Linked DNA regions of Mus musculus: region 2 is linked to region 1. The links are chromatin loops, found by intact Hi-C in ENCODE. Cell type or tissue: heart. All regions are shown on one strand.

Region 1 (5,000 bases):
ACTGGAGCTGACTGGAGCACTACAATGGGAAGCTGGACAACTTGGGGTCAGGCCACGTGGCTGCAGCATTGCAGGCTCCATGTGCAAACTGCACTTAACAAAAAAGGCAGATGTTGAGTGCATCAAAAGCTGGGGCACAAACTCAGACACTGGCAGGGCAGCCTAAAGAAGGAGAGTGGTGGCAGATGCGGCAGAAGATCTCCCCCTTCCAGCATGGCCCACAGACTCACAGCCATAGGGGTTGGTACTTTTAAAGGTCACATCGATGGGGAAGTTCCACACCAGTGCTTGCCGTACATCTTGGCTCTTAGATGCTATCTGTGAGATCCCCTCCTCCAGACCCTGAATAGACATAGATATAGAGATAGCTGGTTTGAGTTCCAGGAACCCATGACCTTTCTGTCTAAGTAGGCAAGTTGGGGAGGTCACTTAAGTTCTATGTTGCTTCTTTCCACTCTCCCTTTAAATATTTATCCACAATGCCTTGGTCTAGATTCTTCCCTCCCAGTTAGTCATACACTCTAGCTCCTGATCCACTCCCTCTTCATTCCACCCATCTTTGGCTAACAGACCAGAATGTATCCAACTTAGTGTCTCCTTAACAAGAACAGATGTCTCTACAAGATGGGGGCTTCTGTCAGACATTGGTCACTCCCAGAGGACTCAAATAGTCATGAAGTTACAGATGGTTGTGAGCCACAATGTGGGTGCTGAGAATCAAACTGGGGCCCTCTGCAAAAGTACCCATTCTAACTGTTCAGTCATTTCTCCAGCCCCAAAGGCAGCTTACAACATCCTATAATTACAGCTCTAGGGGATCTGACCTGTGGCCTCAATAGCCACTTGCATTCATACCCATACACAGATATATACACACACATAATTTAAAATGGAATTAATCTCTAATATATATTGAAAGCATTAGAAAAACCAAAAAATATTAACATGTCCGTGATACAAATGAAGAAACTTGGGCTCAAAGAAGTCGGGCTTTAATTTTATTTTTTCCATTTGTTTGGTATTATATATGTAGCCCAGCTTGACCTTGAATTCCTAGAGATGCTCCTGCCTCAGCCTTCTGTGCTGGATTACAGGCATATGCTATCCTGTTTGGCTTCCACTTTTTAAACTATTGTATAGTATCATAGTGGTCTGCACTGCAGCCGCTTCCTGTGGTAAAAAGACTCCTTAAAACCTTAAGAAGAGATCCTTCATTTTGTCCTGGCTCCTGGTTGTTTTCTGCTGCCTGAGAAGGGGCCATGTTTTGTTTTCAGGTGGGGGTATTGGCTGATGCTGTCCAAAGCCACTGGCAGGTGGTTCTCCAGAGCCTGCCTGGTTAGGCTGCTACTTGTCCCTCTCAGCTGCCACTAACAGACTCCAGGGGTACACCAGCGAACCCAGTAGTGACTGTATTCTATAAACTAGCTTTCCCCCAAAAACAAATGCAATGTTTAGGTCATCTCTGACCTTAGTGTCTACCTCTTGGTCTCGAATAGAAGGGTATGATTCAGGAATCACCAAAGCTCTAACCAGAGGAGGCCCATGAGTCCAACTTACCGCTGTTGGGGCCCAGTCCTGGCCATACACAAAGCAGTACTTGCAGTAGAGGTCATCATACTCTGGAAACTGAGAGAAAAAGTATACAGGATTCTGTCTAGAAAGGGCAAACTGGGCCCACACATTAGCTAGGCAGATGCAGTGGACAGGAATTAGGAACACGAGGCATCTGGGACTGAGGAGGTGGACATGGGTTTCAGGGCGGGCAGGGAATGGAAATCAGGAAGTCAGGCTTAGTCCCAGACTGCCAATACCCGTAGGTTATTTTGCTCAGGGTCTACTTTCTGTCTTGTCTTTCTCAGTCCACATGTGGTAGGCCCCTTGCCCATCTTTCAGAGTTCCCCTTCAGTCTCTAGCTGGCTTAAGGATCATTGCTTGGCTCCCTTCACTTCTCTGCATTTCTGCATGTGGGTACCTAATGTCTATCTGATAACCCTGTTAGACTGAAGAAGGAACAGGTTTCATGCCTCAGCGCATCTCCAGTGCTGGGCACAAATTAGCTCTACAGAAATGATGCTCACGTGAAACCCAGAAGCTACAGGGCCAAAGAACATGGCTAAAACTGAGGGTCCCGGAGAAAGGAAGGCCCAGGGCAGACGCCAAGGAAGGTGTCCAGAGTAAGCAGCCCAGACATCCTCTAATCGGATAGAGGAAAACAGGGAGGACGCAGTACCAATGAATGGGAAGGCAGGAACACCTACTGAGCTTCAGACTTGGCAGAACCTAAAGCATGTCAGCCAAACCTCAGAATATGTAGGAATAATGGGCATTTTCAACAAGCAGCCCAGAAGAATAATGTAGCAAAGTTCTGTCTCTTAGACGGACCGGGTCAAATCCCACCTTGGCCACTGCCTTCCGGTAAGTTCCCAGCTGTTAAATGGATCAGCTGAGTCTTCAGTCCCATTAGTCCTAGGCCACCACTCAACCAAGTAAACAGGATCCAAGTGGTACCAGCTGAACGCCTCGAGGTCTGTTTTCACTCAAGCTTGTCCGGTTCATCTACCTGGAGCCAAGGTTCTCAAATGCTGCTTCTCCTTTCCATTTATTTGAGATGCTCAGAGCATCTTGGCTTTCTAGGAGCTGAGCGAAGAGCCCGGGGAGAGAAACAGGCCGTCCCCGGGCGGAGTCCACGACTGCTTACCTGTGCGCTCTCTACCTGCCCGGTGATCATGAGCAGGAAGACGCTGGGACTTGCTGCAGCCATTGCACTGATGGGCCGGGAGACCGGCGCAGGCCGCGCGCTGTTGCCAGGAGGCTCTCGGTTGTCTTGGAAACAGACGGTAAGTCGTCTAGGACAAATTTCTCAAGCGGTGACGAGTTCGCTCAAAGGTAAGAGTGCGCAGGCGCAGTAGTCTTTATGGCTTTGGGCACTGTCCTCCGTGTCTGTCGCGCGGAACCTAACCCCCAGGGGCGGGTCCACGGACCCGCACTGTGTGACTTCACTCGTCTGGCCATGCTTGAAGCTCGCAGGCTGCAAAGCTGGATGTTGAGAAGAAGCAGCACCGGCACTCAGGCCCGCGGAAAGTCACGTGCTAGAGTTACCTCTCTCCAGGTGGTGTCGCTGTTGCCACACACAGCGACGGCAAAGACGCCATCGTTGGAAGGCTTGGTGCGCGGGAGTGGTCCAGCGGGCATCACCCAGCACATTGTCTCAGGTGAAGAATGCGCCCTTCAGCCCTATGAGGCTCTTGTCATCGAAACCCGGAGACTCCATTTGTCCAAGTCCCGCGTCCTGCATGAGAAGCTGGAGCCCACGGAACCAGTCACCCAATTTTGGAAAATCACTGGTAGCTCAGGGATGTCAGAGCTTGGTCCCAAGCCACCAGCATCCTTTTCGGTAGACACCATTGTTAGTGCTTGGATTCAACTGCACTTACTCTATCACTGTCCAATTCAAGGTGGCTTAATGCGAGCTTCTTGCCTTTAGATCCCCAGCTCGACTCTAGGGGCATTGAATGCCTGGTCCTCATTGCCCGGCCAGTGCAAAATATTTGGGAACTACTTCTTTAATAAATAAAATTGAACACATCTCAGTTTTCTGGAGGGCGTGACTGAAATCCAGACCTGGAAGGTAATTTAGCCATATTCGTTACAGGAATTTAGCTGCAGAATCAGACTTCACTTTCAGAGCTTATAAGGAAACATCAAAGAGCACATTAATGATGAGGGAGCCTGGAAACAAACGGATGCAGATGTGTATACTTTAGGGAGCTCAGCCTGCAGTAATGACACCAGGTCACGCTAACTGTTAGCTTGGAAGTCAGTTGGCGGGATTCCCAAAGCCACCTATGGGGAAGAGGAAAGGCATGTGGTCACAGCGTTCTAGGTGGGCCGAGGTGCAAGCATGTAAGAAATTCTTTTAGCTTAGAGCCAAGAGTCATACAAGCAGAGGCTCTAGGCCCCTCTCTCCTAGCCGGTGGCTGCCACTTGCTGTTCTTTACTGAAAGCGTTGGAAAGATACAGGCTACTGAAAGGAAGCCTTCTCAATCCCCAAATTACTCATTAGATAAGGCTTTTCTGTCCTAAACCAACAGGATGAGACATTTAGGAAGAGGTCTGTGCTGGCTAGTTTTTTTGTCAATTTGGCACAAGCCATAGTTATCTGAGAGGAGGGAACCAAGATTGAGAAAGCCTCCATGTGATTGGGCTTGTAAGCCTGTTGAACATTTTCTTAATTAGTGATTGGTGGAGAAGGGCCAGGCCCACTGTGGATGGTGCTACCCTAGGCTGGTGATCCTGAGTTCTATGAGAAAACAAACCTGGGGATGATTTCAGTCACTGGTACCTGTACTCTCTCAGGCCTTTTCTGTCCTGTAGGAGAATGTTCCCATCTAGTTACTAAAGGCATCCATAGCAGGAGATACCGTATGCTCCTGGTTTGGGCATATGAGTGAAGCCATAAGTCTTCATCAAGGAACCCTCATTTTATAAAATGTTTCATTCTCCTTATCACTGCAGAGGTAAGATAATGAAAAGCATCCCCAGGCTCTCACCCAGCAGCTGTAGAGTGCTCGAGGACCCTGGTAGATGTTCTGGTGAGTTTTATGTCAATTTGACAAAAGCTAGGGTCATCAGAGAGACAGGAGTCTCAGTTAAGAAAATGCCTCCTGGGGGCTGGTGAGATGGCTCAGTGGGTAAGAGCACCTGACTGCTCTTCCGAAGGTCTGAAGTTCAAATCCCAGCAACCACATGGTGGCTCACAACCACCCATAATGAGATCTGATGCCCTCTTCTGGTGTGTCTGAAGACAGCTACAGTGTACTTACATGTAATAAATAAATAAATAAATAAATAAAAGTGTGTGTGCACCACCAATATCTGGCTGATATTGTTTAAAAAAAAAAAAGAAAAAAGAAAATGCCTCCTTAAGATTGGGCTGTAGGTGAGCCTGTGGGGCATTTTCCTAATTACTGATTGATGTGGGAGGGCCCAGCCCACTGTGA
Region 2 (5,000 bases), 240 kb after region 1:
GATAGATTTCCATCCTGAAGAGACTCTGAGGGGAATTGGGCTCACTGTAAGAGGTGGCATTCTCCTGGGTGCTATAAAAAGGCAGGCAGAGCAAGCCGAGAGGAACAAGCCTGTAAGCAACAATCCTTCATGGCCTCTGCATCAGTTTCTGCCTCTAGCTTCCTGTCTTGTTTTGAGTTCCTGTCGTGACTTTCCTCACTGATAAGACTGTGATGTGGAATTGTAAGATGAAATAAACTCTTTCCACCCCAAGCTGCTTTGGTTACGGTGTTTTATCACTGTAATAAAAAACCCAAGACAACTGATTTCTCCAATAAGGAAAATATTCAAGAGACAATGAAGAGTCAAACTTTCAGTGATTATGCACAATATTTCTGTTTGTTTGTTCTCTGGGACAAGGTCTAACTACATAAAATTAGCTGCCCAGGAATTCTCTATGCAAACCAGGCTGGCCTTAAAATCACAGAGATCCACCAGCCTCTTCCTCTCAAGTGTTGGGATTAAAGATGTTCATCACCATGCTGGTATATTCTTAAGGCAGCCCTCAGTTTCGTTCTCGGGAAGAAAAGCAGCTTTGTTGCCACTCTGATCAACTTGCCCTAGGTAATATAGATTCCTGTTCTAGTTCACACTAGAATTCTACGACTTATATGTCATAGAACACGCCTCAATTTATCTTCTATAGCTCATACTCACACAATGCTTATTAACTCAAGAGTTTAAAATTGGTCACTCTCAGGTCAGATAAGAAAAGATAACCAAGCACACTCCTAAGGTGAACTCTGAGCTAATTTAAACATTGCCACACAGTGCTAGATTTTGACCCTCAGCAGCGGGCTTGCTCAGTACAGGTGATTCTGAGTTGGAGGGTGCAGGGTCCTGATTGGTTTTGTAACAGAGAAGCCTGCTCCTCTTACACTTTCTCAGCTGCAGTCCACCAGCTTCAACCATGAAACCTTCAAAGAGAAAGCTGTGCAGCTTGTTTTGGCTTGCTTCAGTAAGGGCAAAGCAGAGGTGAAGGGTGGGGTGGTCTTGCTTCACCAAGAAGCGCCTCAGATAAGCCTCAACTCACCGGCCATTGTGAAAGCTACAAAGTTGGGGAAGTTAGCTGGACACTCTAGACAGAGGACACAGAATGCCAAAAAAGCCCTGGGATAGCAATGTGCCCAAGTGTTCAGTGAACAGCAAGGAAGCCACTCTGGCTAAAACTCATTACGTGGGCAAATCCTATAAGAAGAGGCACATCCAGAGGCCAAGACTTATAGGCTTATAGAGGATTATATGGGCTTTGAATTTTATTCTCTGGAGAGTTTTGAGAGAGGGACTGACTAATAAAGGTCACCGTACATTCTGAATGTATCAGTGACGCTGAAGGGGAACTAGTCAAACCCACCCAGTTACTTCATGCAGGAAGGATTTCAGGAATAATGAAGGAAGCATGGGGGTGGAGTGGGGCGGATGGTCTCAAAGATCAGAAACTGCTCCAATGAATCTCAGCTGAAACTCATTGCAGTACTGCCCACTTCTGTGCCATTTGGAGACACTGTGACTGTCATCCTCTAGGACTAGGAGCCACCTTGTCCAAGAAATTCCTAGAGGCAGGAATATACTGACTCTCCTTCCACGATAGAAATGCCAGCACCTGCCACACTACTGAGTCCATGGGGAAACAGAAATCTTTAGTGTCCTGGTAGTCTGTCCTTCCTTCCTTCCTTACTTTCTTCCTCTGGCAGAACTTCCTGGGAGGCCAAGGAGGGAGGAGAACCTACTCTGGGCTCCTGAACTACAGAGTGTAAAACGGTAAGTACAGAGCTAAGAAGTAACAGATTCATAGTCGCCAACCAATCAAGCAAGCAGCCTATTAGAGTGCTATTGCTATATATAGTAGATATGTAGTATGGTTTGAACCACTCATTATTGGGCTCAACATATATTTTGAAGATCAAGTCAAAGAGACAGGGAACACTGTAGGAAGTATGAGTTGTTTGCTGAAGAATAATAAAAAGTTCTAATGAAATTAACTATAAGAAGTCCATTATAAGTGTAAATAGAGATTAGCATTTAAATGTGTCCTTGGGAGTCCAAGGAAAGATTGGGTGAGAGCCTTCTCTGCTCTCTACTGGTAGAATTAGATGAGTGACTGCGCGGAGAGAACTTAGTCCCAGACATTTGAATACTTTAATGGGTCAGAAAAGGGAGAAATCCAGAGATGGAAAACCTAGGGAACGCCAAGGAAGGGAAGCGGAAATGTTTCCAGAAGATGGGAAGGACAACACAAAGTGACCGCCGTCGCTGAGCAGCCCCAGATGGGTACGAAAGTCAACCATTGCTAATTAGCCTGGAGAGGAAATTTGGGAAAAAACCTTGGATGGTACGCAGTAGAGAGGATTGAAAATCAGTGTGGGCGATGACAATGCTTGTGTGTGTGTGTGTGTGTGTGTGTGTATACACTGGATTCACCTCCTTCGCGTGCGTCACCCGGCCCGCCCCACCCAGGCCCGCCCTACCCAGGCCCAGCGACTTTGCCTCTGAATCTGAGGCACTGCAGGCGAAGGGAGACTACTTCCGGCCGGGTGAGCACCCTCGGGCCTCAGTTCCTCCTCCTAGAGGACGCTTGGCTCTTTTCTGAAGCCAGAAGGACTTCTTCCGCGTCTTCGCGTGCCAAAAATTGCACCTACACACCCGGCGCCCGGGGACCGCAATCCCGCGGCTAGATTAGAGGTAAGGGGCGGGGCCTCATAGTCACGTGCAGCAGCTCAGCCAATGAGTGCGCACTTTGTCGTTAGCAGGGAAGTGCTGGGGTTTGGCCCACACCCGGGCCGGGTCTAGGCCAGTAGGCGGATAGGACCCAGCAGCGGAAAGTGGCAGTGAGCTGTGGCATCATCCATAGCAGCTCCTTACTGGTACTGTGCTCCCTCACCTGCCTCGCTCCGCGTTCTCCTCAGGCCCGGCCATGGAGCGCCAGGTCCTACGGCTTCGCCAGGCGTTCCGGTCCGGCCGATCTCGGCCGCTGCGCTTCCGATTGCAGCAGCTTGAGGCCCTGCGGAGGATGGTGCAAGAGCGCGAGAAGGAAATCTTAGCAGCCATCGCGGCAGACCTGAGCAAAGTGAGCCTCCACAGGGTGGGAGGGGCCCGATGAGCCACCTTATTCCTTCTCTGTAGCAGGTTGTTTGGTTTTGTTTATCCAGCAGTTAAGAGGAAGCAGAGTACCCTGGACTCTGGACTCTCCAGCCCCGCTTAGAGCCCAAACTGTTGTATTTGCACTCATATTGAAGTGCATACTTTACTTGGCGCCGGCAATTTCTCGTCTGCGAACGCTCTGTATAGCCTTGCCCATTTCTGCTGCGTTCATAGTCTCTTTCCTTACAATGTGCAGTTAACTCTGGATAGGCTGGATCTCAGTAGTTTGTCTGCTTGGTAGGTTTCAGCTATTTCACTCCCTGTCTTTATTTCATGACGTTAAAAGAATGGTTTCTTTTTGTTGACAGTTCTTTTTATTTCCTATAATCTTCAGCACTGAAATTCCCCATATGACTTTGTGTGACATTAATCATATACATGATTGACCTCCAGTATACAGACAATCACCCTGGGGACCTGATAAAATACAAATCCTGACTTAGTCCTCGTGAGACTGTGTCTGAGATTTCTAATGAGGGCCCAGGTGATAACATATGGCCTGTTTAGAAGCAAGCTTTGAGTACCAAGGTTTTAAGTAGTGTTCAAGGTACAACTATGGTCTGTTGTACTCTCTAGTAATATTATTTCTCCCTTTTACTTTCTATCTGTATTCCAGGCATGGTAAGACCTCTATTTTCAGATTTTCAATCAAAGACTGCTTCAAAAAGTGGTAACAGTAGTTGTAGTAGAATCTAGAAACCTTCCTTCAGAGTACTTCTGGTAAAGAGGGGCTGTGGTAATTAGTAAACAAGATAGGATAGTGAATATTAAAACTCTGTGAATCATCCACTCCTCAAACATCAGATAGTTTGTGTATGTTTGTTCATACATAGCGTTCCTGAAGAAAATATATTAAGTCCAGAATTTAAAATCTGGCTCCAAAGTAGAACATATGCAGGTGTGACTCTGGTTATAAACCAGTGCGTTAAGGATGAAGTATCAAGATGCTGCTCAAAAGCAAAGTTGCCACGGTACCTACATCGTGACTTCGGGAGGCTGTTATTAATCGGGAGGTGATGCTGAAAGGGATCATTTTTAACCCTATTTTAAAAGGCTTGGATCGGTAGTGAAGACGTTAGAGGCTCTGAATGTATTAGAGAGGAAGAATCATCCTGAGTATCCAGGGTGTGCCTTATTGAGAACTTGGAAATAAAAAAAAAAATCTGATAGCAAACCGGGGGAGGGGGTGGTGTCTAATAATACCAGTTGTCACTGCAAGTATACTTGGTCTGAGCGTTGTGACATCCTAAGTTAGTGGTTCTCAACCTTCTAATGCAGCCACCCTCCAAACAGTTGTGGTGACCTCCAAACATAAAATTATTTTCATTGCTTCTTCATCACTGTAATTTTGCTGTTGTTATGAATCATAATGTAAAATGTCTGATACGAGACCCCTGTGAGAGTCACAATCCACAGAGTGAGAACCGCTGTCCTAAGCCAAGTATTACACAGTTTGTGTAAGAGTAACTGACCTTCTCTTCCAGAGTGAACTCAATGCATACAGTCATGAAGTCATTACCATCCTTGGAGAGATTGATTTTATGTTGGGGAATCTTCCTGAATTGGCTTCTGCGAGACCGGCTAAGAAGAACCTGCTAACCATGATGGATGAGGCCTACGTTCAGCCCGAGCCTCTGGGAGTCGTACTGATTATTGGAGCTTGGAATTACCCTTTCGTTCTTACCATGCAACCGCTGGTGGGAGCCATTGCTGCAGGTCTGGCGCCAGCTGTGGTGTCTTTATTCCTTGGTCGAGAGTTGTATTTTGTCTTAGTGTTTGTAAGTGTCTAGAATACATTTTCTCTAGTGGTCGGCAGCAGC

The links. Peaks named below come from ENCODE experiments on the same cell type or tissue, not always from the same donor. Only the 100,000 strongest peaks of a DNase experiment are listed, where the experiment ranks them.
Region 2: it touches region 1 in a loop (1.9-fold over the local background); 1 of 42 quality-filtered maps calls a loop at or near these places.

Annotation. Positions count from the first base shown.
Region 1 is chr11:61,502,970-61,507,969 of GRCm38, reverse strand. B9d1 (B9 protein domain 1) reads right to left here and starts at 2,826. Exons shown (of 7, transcript NM_013717.3): 1 at 2,699-2,826; 2 at 1,558-1,626; 3 at 231-342. The coding sequence starts at 2,761. It overlaps B9d1os (a long non-coding RNA gene), which reads left to right and starts at 2,884. Exons shown (of 1, transcript XR_141098.4): 1 at 2,884-3,585. In heart, a CTCF peak has its summit at 3,103; a DNase peak (open chromatin) is centred at 2,929; H3K4me3 peaks cover 1,445 bases; H3K27ac peaks cover 877 bases.
Region 2 is chr11:61,264,960-61,269,959 of GRCm38, reverse strand. Aldh3a2 (aldehyde dehydrogenase family 3, subfamily A2) reads left to right here and starts at 2,774. Exons shown (of 10, transcript NM_007437.5): 1 at 2,774-3,106; 2 at 4,665-4,896. The coding sequence starts at 2,954. In heart, no CTCF peak of the experiment used is centred here; a DNase peak (open chromatin) is centred at 2,759; H3K4me3 peaks cover 1,816 bases; H3K27ac peaks cover 1,346 bases.